Linked DNA regions of Mus musculus: region 1 is linked to region 2. Evidence: chromatin contacts called from ENCODE Hi-C or POLR2A ChIA-PET data. All regions are on one chromosome and are shown on one strand. Each heading gives the region's core, a stretch centred on a gene start or an enhancer-like site at or near the end of the contact. The rest is flanking DNA. Distances are from core to core; before and after follow the strand shown. Region 1 holds the start of Zbtb1 (zinc finger and BTB domain containing 1). Region 2 holds the start of Sgpp1 (sphingosine-1-phosphate phosphatase 1).

The links. A loop is a pair of places that touch in the nucleus more often than their neighbours do. ChIA-PET counts read pairs that join two places held with the same protein, here RNA polymerase II (POLR2A).
Region 1: a loop to region 2 is called in a map of T-helper 17 cell, with 6 times the contacts of the local background. The contact joins the promoter of Zbtb1 here to the promoter of Sgpp1 in region 2. A Hi-C loop is called at or near these places in 2 of 37 maps with a recorded cell type or tissue (T-helper 17 cell and v-Abl transformed pro-B cells). POLR2A ChIA-PET finds 5 or more read pairs at or near these places in 1 of 5 experiments (embryonic stem cell).

The regions. Positions count from the first base shown.
Region 1 is chr12:76,368,044-76,374,070 of GRCm38, forward strand. Zbtb1 (zinc finger and BTB domain containing 1) reads left to right here and starts at 2,477. Exons shown (of 2, transcript NM_178744.3): 1 at 2,477-2,687. Zbtb25 (zinc finger and BTB domain containing 25) reads right to left here and starts at 1,517. Exons shown (of 3, transcript NM_028356.2): 1 at 1,397-1,517.
Region 2 is chr12:75,731,230-75,737,047 of GRCm38, forward strand. Sgpp1 (sphingosine-1-phosphate phosphatase 1) reads right to left here and starts at 4,500. Exons shown (of 3, transcript NM_030750.3): 1 at 3,684-4,500. The coding sequence starts at 4,334.

The DNA.
Region 1 (6,027 bases), core at 1,227-3,726, 630 kb after region 2:
ACTTAAAACATATTTATAACAAGACAATACTACCCTTTTAGGGAATTCAGTTATTAAAACTGCCGGCAAAGGTTAGCACACAAAACTAAACCTGACTGGAAACTCCTTACAGCTTATTATAGTACTGGGCATGACAGTCTAGTGTGTGGTGGGGTAGGTGGGGGTCTTCTTGCTGACCACCCAGGATGTCTCATTGCTCCCTAACTGAATCCCAGCCATCTTGACTATTTCACACCTACTCATCCCACCCCCAAGTCAGGCAGTGGCTATGTACCTATATCTAGGTTGCTTCAAGAATGATGCCTAAACCTAAGGCCGAGACACGTGGCCAGACCAGGGGGCATACACTCTTAGTTCCTGCGAGTGAGAGCCCGACCTAAGATCCATTGCTACTTCTACACTAGCCTGGGCTATCAACTTGAGAAGTCCTGTAAACCTGATGTAATTTTAATCACTTCTGGAGTATACACTGTCCAAAGCAGGATAAACTGGCACTGCAGTCCTGAGGCTAATTATGAAAGGTGCAGAAACTTTGATCGGGCAACACTCTGCTTCTTAGGCCGGGTGTTAGCTGTGAAATGAGGGATGGACTCGATATTTAAGGTCCTTTTCAGCTGAAAAACTCTGATTCTAAGATGTACTTCAATTCTGTCAATCGACAGCTCTGCAGCTTTTGAAGGACTTGCTGGAGTCCCTCGAGGAAGAAGGCCAACTTTAATCCCTTAGAGGGAGATGGGAGTTAATTTATAAAACACACAACACTAGCTGCTATCAGGTTCCAGGTACAGCGCAGTGCGTTACCTAAGCAACTGATAACGGCTTGATTCCTCCAAATGAGTGCTAGGGAGACGATGATATAAGATGGGGGCCAGAATTCAAAATGAAAAACCACTGGGCTAAGAGAAAAATTAATTATTAGGGTAGGGGGCTACTTGCCCTAGATGCTAGGTACTCACAAACTGGATGGGGGAGGGGAGAGTGAGGGCTGCGCAGCCCGATCTGGACACCCGCCCACTTGCTAGAGCCTGGAGGCCTGACGCGGCCGCCCAGGACCCGGCTGACACAGACGGATTGAGGCTTCTGCGCCCGCTCGGAGCCCGGCCCGCAGCGGGAATGGGCTCTAAGGCTGTGCGGCAATCGCGCGCGCCATCCCGCCCGCGTTAGGCCCCGGCGGCCCACGGCCAGGGGCGGCTCCGCGCGCCCAGCACTCGCTCGCCGTTGCTAATGTCCTCCTTGGGCCCTGACTGACATCTCCAACGGACCAAAAACAGCACCCCTCTCCCCGGCTACTTGCATCTGTCCCGCGACGGGTGCAGCTGCAGCCGCCGCCCGGGCGGCTCGCGGCGGGAGGGACTGAGCCCGGAGCAGCCCACAGGGGCAGGGCCGCGTTGCTTACCCAGACTCCGCCGCGGCGGCGGACTGGCGGGCGGGCTTCTCTGTGCGGGAGGGGCGGGCTCCCGCGCGGCGCACACCACGCGGCTGCGCCCGCTCACGCACCCGGCGGGCTGCTCTCGCGCGGCTTCCCGCGCCCGGCCCACGTGACCGGACTGCCGGGAAGCGAGCGGCACCCCGGCTAGTGTGCGTGCCTGCCTGCGTGCGTGCGTGCGTGCGCGCGCGCCTGCCTGCCCGCCCGAGTGGCCAAGGCGGGGGTCGGCCCCGCGCTCCGGGCGCGCCTCTGCCACGGTCCCCAGTCGTGACTGGAGGCGGAAGTGTGGGGACAAGTTCGAGCGTCACTGGCTCCCCACACGTCTTGGCGTGACCTGGGAACTTTCCCCGGCGTGTGCAAAAAAAAAAAAAAAAAAAAAACCCAAAAAACAAAAAAAAACCACGGGTGCCCCCTCGGCCCTGGGTGGGGACGGGCAAGGATGCACCGGCGTCTGGCGCGGGAGGGGGACGAGGGCGCGGGGCAGGCAGCCACATGCGGCGGGAGCCAGGGAGGGAGGCGGGCCGGGCGGGGCATGGCGGGGGAAGTGACTCAGGCCCGAGGCTGGCGGGCCCACGCGAAGAGGAGTCGGGGGGCACGGAGGACCCCGAGCGGACAGGCTTTAGGCTGGACGGGACGAGAGTGTCACCCCCCCCTCCAGGCGTCCAGGGTGGAGCGCGGGGGCGGGTCCAACTGCGGGGCCCTGCGGGACAGGGGTCTGACATCTGGGTAGAGGGCGATCGGCATCCAGCCCTGGGGGAGTCGGGAGGATCCCAGTGGCGTCCAGCTGTGCAAACAGGAGGAGGGCCAAGCCGACTCCGGGGAGAGGGGCGACAGTGCTGCTCCAGCCGCCGCCGCCCGGGCGCCCGCGCTGCGGGCAGTGCCAGCCTCCCCGGCCCGACGCAGAAACTTGTTGCAACCAACAGGCGACCGCGGGTGCCCCTAGCCGCCAGCGGCGGAGTGGGTGGGCGGGCGAGAGGGAGGGGAAGGCTGGCGGACGCCGCCGCGAACTGGTGGGCAGACCCGGAGTCGCCGCGTAAGCGGGGCCGGCTCAGTGCGGTGCGGCAGGCGCGGCTGTGCGGCAGCGGAAGTCCTTTGTTGCAGCGCAGTCCCTGGCAGAGCCCGGAGTGTCTCGGCGCAGCCCAGCCGAGCGCCGCGCGCCGTCAACTGCAGCCCGCAGCCCCTCGCCTCCGCCCGCCTTCCCAGCGGCTCCGCTGCCCTCAACTCCATAAAACCTCCGCAGCCGCGCGTCCCACCGCGCCCGGTGAGTAGCTGCCAGTCGTCGGGGCCATTTGCGCAACTTTGGCCGAAGCTGGGCCACGGGCCTGGCGGAGTGCGTGGCCGAGGCGGCGCCGACCGGTGCGGGGAGCCGGAGCGTGGAAAGCGCGCGGCGAGGAGCCGGTGGCGGGGGTCTGCCGAGCGGCTTCGCTCGGGGCCGGCCGTCAGTCCGGTGCGCGCGGCCTCTCCGGGTTCCGGACGAATCCCCTCTCCAGACGACTTCCCAAATTACTTCTTTTCCCTTTATTTTATTTTGTGCTGGGGGGGTGGGGGGAGGGGAGGTGGAGGCGGGAGGCCGCGCTTGATTGACGGGCCCAGAGCGCGCTTCGCTAACTTCCAGCTGCGGCTGGGCGGCCGGTGGGAGGGGAGCGTCCCGGAGCCGGAGGCCGCAGACTTGGGCGCGCTCCGAGGGAGGAGGCGGCTGGGCCGCGCGGATTCCTGCTTCGCTCTTTCCCACCCCCGCTCCTCAGCACACACGCTTTTTGTTCGGGTCCAAAGTGGTAGGTCTCGGGGGTTTGGGGGGTTTTCTGTGTACGAGATCCTCCCCCCCGCCCCCCGAGTCCCGAGAAGAAAGTGCTTTTTGCCTCCAGTGGTGGGCGCTTACAAGTAGAAGTTCTGGTGGAGGCGGTGAGCTAGTTGGGTGGCGATCTGGAGTCCTTGCTGCTGAAGCGTGCAGGCGTGGATCTGGGCTCAGCCGCCGCTCCCAGGCTCCCTTTCCACCTTAGCCACTCGTCCACGTGATCTGAGGGCTTGACAAGACATTTTCCAACTCGGACGGGTCTAGAACAGGTTAATGAAAGTCCTTGTTTTCTGGGGATAGGGTTTTGTATGTGTGTGATCATGTTCCCAAATCGAATGTCGCTGTGACGGTACATGTAGATTCTCCACTGGTCAGACTGTATTTCCGTACAGTATGAATCGCTGCGGCAACATTTTCCCCTTTGACACTGGAATCCACAAAGCGTTCCAAGCATTTCCCCCCGACCCCCACCCCGTTTTGAGACAAGGTCTGGCTAGGTAGCCCAGGATCGCTTGGATATAATTCTCCTGCCTCAGGAAATCCTAAATTTTGGGGTGATAGGCTTGTTCTGAGGCTTTCCAAGACCACTTAGAATTTCTTGAGCCGAAGTTTGAGGCACCCTGAAGTCGACTGGGGAAATCGATGTAGTTCTTATGACTGTTTTAAAGCAACCATGTTTTTTAAAAGGTATAAAATAGGTTCTCTGGAATTTTGTCACCTCAAATGGATATGATCTGGAGAAATGGAAAGAATGAAGGTACAAGAGGCTGAAGCCCAAATGATGGATGGATGGTCAGTTGCCTAGAACTGTAAAACTTCCCTTTTGAATCACTATCCCCTAAAGTCTCAGTAATACTGAGTGGCATTGGTAGCTGCATGGGGTTTCTTCCTCTTAAAGAAACAGACGGACCTAACGCAGCCGAGGTGCAGTGCAGTGCTTTTCCAAAGGTTAAGGCTTAGAAGTTCTGCGGTACAGTGCTGTGTTCCAGCCACTTGCACTCATTTTAACACCAGAATTTCTCCGTTGACAGCAAGTTTTATAGGGTGTGGTTGTGCACGTCTATAATCCCAGCACTTCAAGAGGTTGGATCAAGAGTTTGAGGCTAACCTGGACCTGGCATACATAGCGAGACCTTTTTTTCAAAAAACAAAACTCAGGGCTGGAGAGATAGTTCAGGGGTGAAGGGCACTTGCCTTTCCTTCAAGAAGAACTAAGTTTGACTCCCAGCACCCATCCCAAGCAGCTCACAACTACCTGTAACTTCATTTCCAGGGAGCTCTGGACTCTAGAACAATTGTACTCATGTGCACACCCCTCCCCCCACATACATACACATCATTAGAAATTAAAATTTAAAAACCCAAAGCCTCAGTTTTCATGCTGTTGAGTAGACCTGGTTGAGCAGTCTTTCCAGCTGGCTGTGTTCTTCCAGTTCCTAACATTATGCCTGCTGGTTTGCACCACTGCTGCTGTGTCGTTGTCAGGAAAGAACCCATTTTAACCAGGCCACGAGCACAGCTTCCTGATCTTGTAACTTGGTTTTTGGTGTTTCCAGACAAGTGTTTTTCAGTGTATCCCTGGCTATCCTGGAACTCACTCTGTAGACCAGGCTAGCCTCAAAGGCAGAAATACACCTGTCTCTGCCTCCTGGATGTCAGGATTAAAAGCATGGATCACCTTGACGGCTGTTTTATGGGGTTTTTTTGTTTTGTTTTGTTTTGTATTTTAAAGCTAGAGTCTCACTGTTTGGTCTGGGGCCAGCCTTAGCTTTTGGTCCTCCTGCTTCAACCTCTCACCTAGTGGTGGGATAACGGGCCTGCACCTCCACCCCAGCCTTCTGACCTTGTGGGGTTTTTGTTTTTGTGAAGCAGGGTCTCACTCTTGTAGACCAAGCTGGCCTCAACCTCTTGAGGGATGTGCCTGCTTCTGCAGCCACAGTGCTAGGATTACAGGTTTGTGCTGCCAGTCCTGCTCAGGACTGTGTGTTTCTATGTCATAGTAGCTGCCAAATGTTTGTACCTTCTGCTTCCTCATTCCTCCACACTCCTCCCTCCACTTTTGTCAGTACAATTGGGGGCCTTTTCAAAGTGCCCAGTGTTCCTTGTAACACCATTCAGGAAAAAAATGTTACTGCCTTTTTTTTTTTTTTTTTTTTTTTTTTTTTTTTAAAGATTTATTTATTTATTATATGTAAGTACACTGTAGCTGTCTTCAGACACTCCAGAAGAGGGCGTCAGATCTCGTTATGGATGGTTGTGAGCCACCATGTGGTTGCTGGGATTTGAACTTCGGACCTTCGGAAGAGCAGTCGGGTGCTCTTACCCACTGAGCCATCTCACCAGCCCACTGCCTTCTTTTTTATTTTATTTTTTTAAAGGCCTGTTCTTCTCTAGACAGGTCACAGACTTTGCCTAAAAGGGGAGGGGAGTTGTGTTAGAATGCAGAAAAATAAATGTTTTTAGGCTGCAGTCTCTTGTCTTGGGAGGGTTAAATATGTAAAACATGTGCTTGAAGTTCACTTAGGTCTCTGAAGTATTTTTTGATAGTTTCTTGTGGTAGTGCCTCTGGTGATAAAATAATGAAAATGCTTTGCTGTTCATTCATCTTTTTATGTGAGTCTGTTAAGTTATTTATGCCTGTTTTTCTCAAAGTGGAAATACCTTTTCAATGATAAAAGCGGATGCTCTTTATAAAAGTTCAGACTATACTAAAGTACATAAAATACAAAACTGAAAGTCACTCTGACTCCCACTCCCCAGAGGTAATCAGGGCGAACAATCAATTCCTTGTTTAAAACCGTGAAGG
Region 2 (5,818 bases), core at 3,250-5,749:
AGTCATAGCTCAGAAGATTAACTACTGTAAAGCTATCAATTCTCTCTATCAGTTAACAGACAATTTCATTGCAACTTCAATAAAGCTCACAGTTTTTCAAGGCCATTAAAGAGCTGACTTTAAAATGTATACTGAGAGTTGGGTGTGGTGGCACAGACGTGTAATCCCAATTACATGGGAGGGTGACACAGAAGGATTCCAAACTGGAGTTCAGCCAAGCTACAAAGTGAGGTCAAGGCTAACCTGGGCAATTTAGAAGACCCTGTCTCAAAATGAAAAATGGTTCGATCTAAAACCACACACACACACACACACACACATACTACTAAATGGACACAGCCAAAAGCCTGGGTTTCAACATTCACCATCATGGAACAAAATAAACTAAAAGCAAAGAGTCAAAGTAGCCACTACAACCTTCTAGGTAGACACTTTAGGTGAACAGGCATGAAGATTGGTCTAAAACAGTGACAGGAAGTGCAAGAGCACAGAGTAGACAAGCACACCAACGATACACCTGGGAACCTAGTCAGAGCCACACTCATCAAGGAACCTGATGCACGGTAGAAGTGACATTACAAATACATGAAAAAAAAATTATAAGACAAAACTACTCAAAATTGATAATAAGAGCAGTTAATTATCTATGTGGAAGAAGTTATACCAGATTCACTTCTCAAAAATAAAACTAATGAGAGGTGAATAAGTGCTTCCATTTGTAGCTATACATTCTCTTTGCAGTTAAATAGTTTAATTCCTAGAACCAATAATGAAAATAATGCTGATTTTATTTTTTTAAAGATTTATTTATTTATTATATTATAAACACACTGTAGCTGTCTTCAGACACTCCAGAAGAGAGCATCCGATCTCATTACAGATGTTTGTGAGCCACCATGTGGTTGCTGGGAATTGAACTCAGGCCCTCTGGAGAGCAGTCAGTGCTCTTAACCGCTGAGCCACCTCTCCAGCCCTGATCATCCATCACTGGGGCCAGAGAGATGGCTCAGCAATGAAGAGAACTAGCTGCTCCAGCAGAGGGCCCGCATCTAAATCACGGCGTTCAGATAAATGCAACTCCAGGGAACCTGATGCTCCTTTCTGATCACCAATGGGCACCTGAGTACACCCTTGTATGCACACACACACACACATACGTACCCACACATGTGTATACACACACATACTAACACACATAAACACAAATAAAATAAATCCTTTTAAGAAGTAAAATAGAAGTATGCCAACCCAAGCATACTGAGACATACCTGCCTGTAATCACAGCACTTGAGAGGCTAATAAAAAAAGATTACAGGTTTAGGAGTGGCCTCCTCTATACTGAATTCCAGGCCAGCTAGACTACACAATCAACACTACACAATCAACCAATTAATCAATAAGCAAACAAAAACCCAAATGGCCACCAACTGATGGAGAAAAAAATGCATCCAATGAAACACTAGTCACCAATAAAAAAGAACCAAGTCCTGGGCATATACTACAACATGATCTTTAATAGGCTGCTGGGAAGGTAAACTATATATATATATATATATATATATATATATATATATAATGTATGCCCATGTATGAAACTGTTAAAAGAATTTAAAATGCTAAGTGAATGCCAGGTGGTGTTGGCACATGCCTTTAATCCCAGCACCTGGGAGGTAGGGGAATCTCTGAGAGTTCAAGGCCAGCCTGGTCTACAGAGTGAGGAGTTCCAGGACAGCCAGGGCTACACAGAGAAACCCTGTCTTGAAAAGCCCCAAAAAAAGAAAAAGAAAAAAAGCTAAGTGAAAAAACAAAATCCTGTTAAACAGCCTTGATAGTGCAAGGTTCCTCCAGTATGGAATGTTCACAATAGGAAAAATCTATATACATAGAGTGGGTTGATGGTTGCCTTAGAGATCTGTTTAAGACTAGATGATTTCTATCACCCTGCCTGGCTGCAATCTCAAAGCCTGTATGATTTGCAAATGTTGAATTAAATACAATAGGTTGTGTATAATTCCTGTTTGAGGCCAGCCTGAGCTACATAGTGAGTTCCAAGCCAGCCAGAGTTACGGTGAGATCCTGCCTAAAAACCAACCAAACAAAAACTAGAATACAAGCTTAGCCTGATTATTCAAGTGGCCTTGAAATGTTAAAATATTGATAGCTACACCCCATAAACAATTCAGCAGAACTATTTTCAGACTTCCTGTTAGCGTGTGTCCTGAATAACTAAAGAGCAGAACCAACTCACTCTCTCTCTCTCACTCTCTCTCCCTCTCCTTTGCCCCCTCCCGCAGTGTTAGCAGCAGCCCATCAGAGAAGAGACAGTAGAAAGTCCCCCATCAGTAAGACAAACAGCAGCACACAGTCACAGTAAACAGCATGCCGAACACATTGACAATCTCACTTTCTGGAATAATTAGATCAGATGGGAATTTTTAGATATTTTTTTTCCACCCCAAACAGGCAACACTGTTTTTACAATCCAAATGTGACCATGTATCACCAGGGGTTAAATAAGAAAAGAACTTTCTATCTTAGTCTCCCCTCCTAATTCCGTCATTCTTCCTGGGTCCATGCCTGATTTCTGTTACTGTAAAACAGATGAATTGCACAGTAGAGAGGGCCTGGGATGATACTGGCAACATTTACCCATACTGAAACTCAACGTGGGTTAAGTAAGCCTATAATGGAGTTTTACAGCACAGTTGGCATTTCTCAATCTTGTGCAATAAAAGGGAGTTAAAAAAAAAGATAATGAGTTTTCCTAGATTCTCCAAAACCGATGCACTTTATTCTTAAGAGTCTGGTCCGAAAGACTAACAAATCATACAATTTAAGACAGATAAAGCAAGACCAGTAGACAAATATATTTTGCTTCTGTGTGAAAGATAATTAAATTGTAAACTCAAGTATCACTTGCAAACAAACCCTAGGAAGCTCAAATTAGGGAAGCCCCAAAACGCAGGCAAATTAAAAAAATGACTACCATTAAAAACTCTTGATGGACAAATTGCCCCCGATGTCAAACGCCATTATAACCAATCCAGCTCCTCGGAAGGCAAAGCCTATAACTGCAGGGTTACAGTTACCGCCATAGTAACAGTGTAGCAACTAACAACTGGTTCTCCAGACCAGAGACAGAAGTGAAGTGTCTTAACAGACCTGCAGTCAATCCTTTACGACGAACTCATCTAGATTCTGTTCCTTTACCTTTCGGCTTTTTTTCTTAACTGTCATTACTTTAGTGCTTGGAATGTGCCTGTGCCGAAATTATACTACTGTTTTGAAAACACTCTTTAATTTTACATTGTAAACACCATGTATTGCAGTGAAACCGGGTCTCAGTTACCAAGTGTTTCATTTTAAGTACACTGAATCACCACTGTGCATCAGACGAACTAAGTTTAAAAACTCAGTCTAAGCTCAAGGATTCAATGCACGAAAAGTGTTTCCTTGGGGGGTGGGGGTCTAAGAAACTATACCCAACTGTATTAAAATACAGTTTAGTGTTTAAGAACCGTCATCAGTTAATTTTCTAGAACTCTGACAGGACCTGCGTGGGTACTGTGAGAACCTGTGGGTTGGGGTTTTGGACGGGAAGAGGCAAATTTTTAAAAAAAGGGGAAAAAGAAAGTTCAGAAAGCACTGGAAACTCGACCGTGGAGCTGAGGGGCACAGCGTACCTGCCAGCGGCCATAGGTGAGCAGGAACATGGCGATGGGGATGGCGGTGCCTGACATGGCATGCGTGGAGGGCATGCTGTATTCCGAGTTGTAGAAGACCTCCAGCTTGATGACAGGCGGCGAGGCCGGCCGTGGCCAGCGGATGATGTCCTTGGTGCACTGGCCCAGGTACATGACCAGCACCCAGATGATCACCAGCCTCCGGCCCACAAAGGGGTCGAGATTCCAGATCCAGAAGGGGAAGAATAAGATGTAGAAGAGCTCGTTGCCCAGTTCCGTGCCTAAGCAGAACAGGTAGTAGAGCGGCAAGTTGCTCACTTTGACCAGCTCGCCCTCCTCGCCCGTCAACGAGTTGCGGCGCTGCGAGCCCGCGCGGCGGGGCCCGGTCGGGCCCGGCTCGGCCGCCAGCCCGTTGCGCACGCCGTTCGGGGCACCGCAGCAGTCCGCCTTGGCGGGGCTGTCCTCAGCGCCCGGCTGCCGTCCCCGTCGCCGGGGTTCTCCCGGGGCTCCGCGAACCTCGGTCTCTGCATCCTCGTCCGCCGCCGGGCTGCTGAGCGGCACCTCCACCCCACACAGACGCTGGAAGCTCGCCACCCGCTGCGGCTCCTGCAGACGGCTGGCCAGCAGAGCCAGCCGCTGCCCCAGGGACATGGTCGCGGGCCACTCGGGAATTGATCCGGCCACGCGCTCCTCGCCAGCCACAGCCGCCACGGTGCCTAGCTCGACTCGCTCGAGGCTGCCGGCGACCGCGCCAACAGGCCGCAGCGGCCGCCGCGCGCGCCCTGCGCCCCGCGCGCCCCTCCCCTGGCGCGCTCACGGAGGCCCGCGCCGCGCGCGCAGCCCGGAGCTGTCGCCGAAGCCCCGCCTCCCGGTGCTCCTGGTTGCTGTGCGAAGAACAGTGCGGGTCTAGGCAGGGCTGGTGACCCAGGAGCTGCCCGCGGCTTTTATTAGCCTGGAATCAATTGGGGCGTGATGAATGGAGGCAAAGTAACCGCCGCGAAACCGGAATCGTCCGACTCACGCCATTAATTAGCAACTAATTTCAGAGCTGTCTCGGATGGTTGATGTCCGGAAAGCCACGTGCCAATTGACCAGCGGTGGCAAGATTAGAAAACCGTAGATAATCCAGGACAGAGCCTGGGTATGTGATCGCTGACACAGCTGTGGTCTGCAAAGGAAAAGCCAGTCACCTACCAAGTAAAATCTGACTGTCACTCATCACATACGTCTCTTAAGCGAATTTAGGTGTAAAATTTCCTTAATAAATTCTAGCACTTAGCAAGATTGCTCAGAACACATAGTTAGTGGGAGAATGTAGCGTGGAGAATTCTGAGGGTATTTTTTGTTTTGTCTTTTATCGTTTTCTTTTTGTGAGTTTCGGGTTTGTTTTTTTGTTTGTTTGTTTTTTTGTTTTTGTTTTTGTTTTGTTGTTGTTGTTTGTTTTGTTTTGTTTTTGTTTTTGAACCAGGGTATATCATTTAGCCGAGATTGGCCTCAGCCTTGCTATGTAGTTAAGGCTAGCCCTGAACTGTTGATCCTTCTGGTGAAGCCCCCCAAGACTCGGGGTTACTGGGGCACCATGCCAGGTTTGAACTTGGAATCTGATAGGCTGAACTAGAATCTTAACAGGATTGTCTTGCAAGTCACAAACTTGACTTTAACTTCTAGATGGATCCGATTTTATTAAAAGATTTCAAAGTTTTAATTCCAGGAAGTTATTTTCAGTCAAGGCAAACGAATGTCTATAATTAAAGACTGAACTACTTCCAAGAAAGAGGCTGGAAAATGCTCCATGCTGGTAAGCCATGAGAAATAGTTTCATTTCCCAAGAAAGATTGCTTCCCAGCTCCTCCTATTCCACTTGCTGCAGTCATAAAGAGGATTGCCTCGAGTCCCTGGCCCTGGAATTGCTGAGGTTGGAAAGGTTGAGGGAGCACAGACGAATCCCAGCGCTTGGAGGCTGACATGGGAAGATTTGGAGTTTGAGGACAGCTGGGGCTTCATAACAAGATACTGTATCAAAATAAGTAAAAGCGTTTACAGCCTAGGAAAGCAGACAAGCATGAGAAAAGGAATACTGGGCCTGAAGAATGGTATACAAAGTAACCATGGTTTGCTATGGGTGTCTCTTCTTA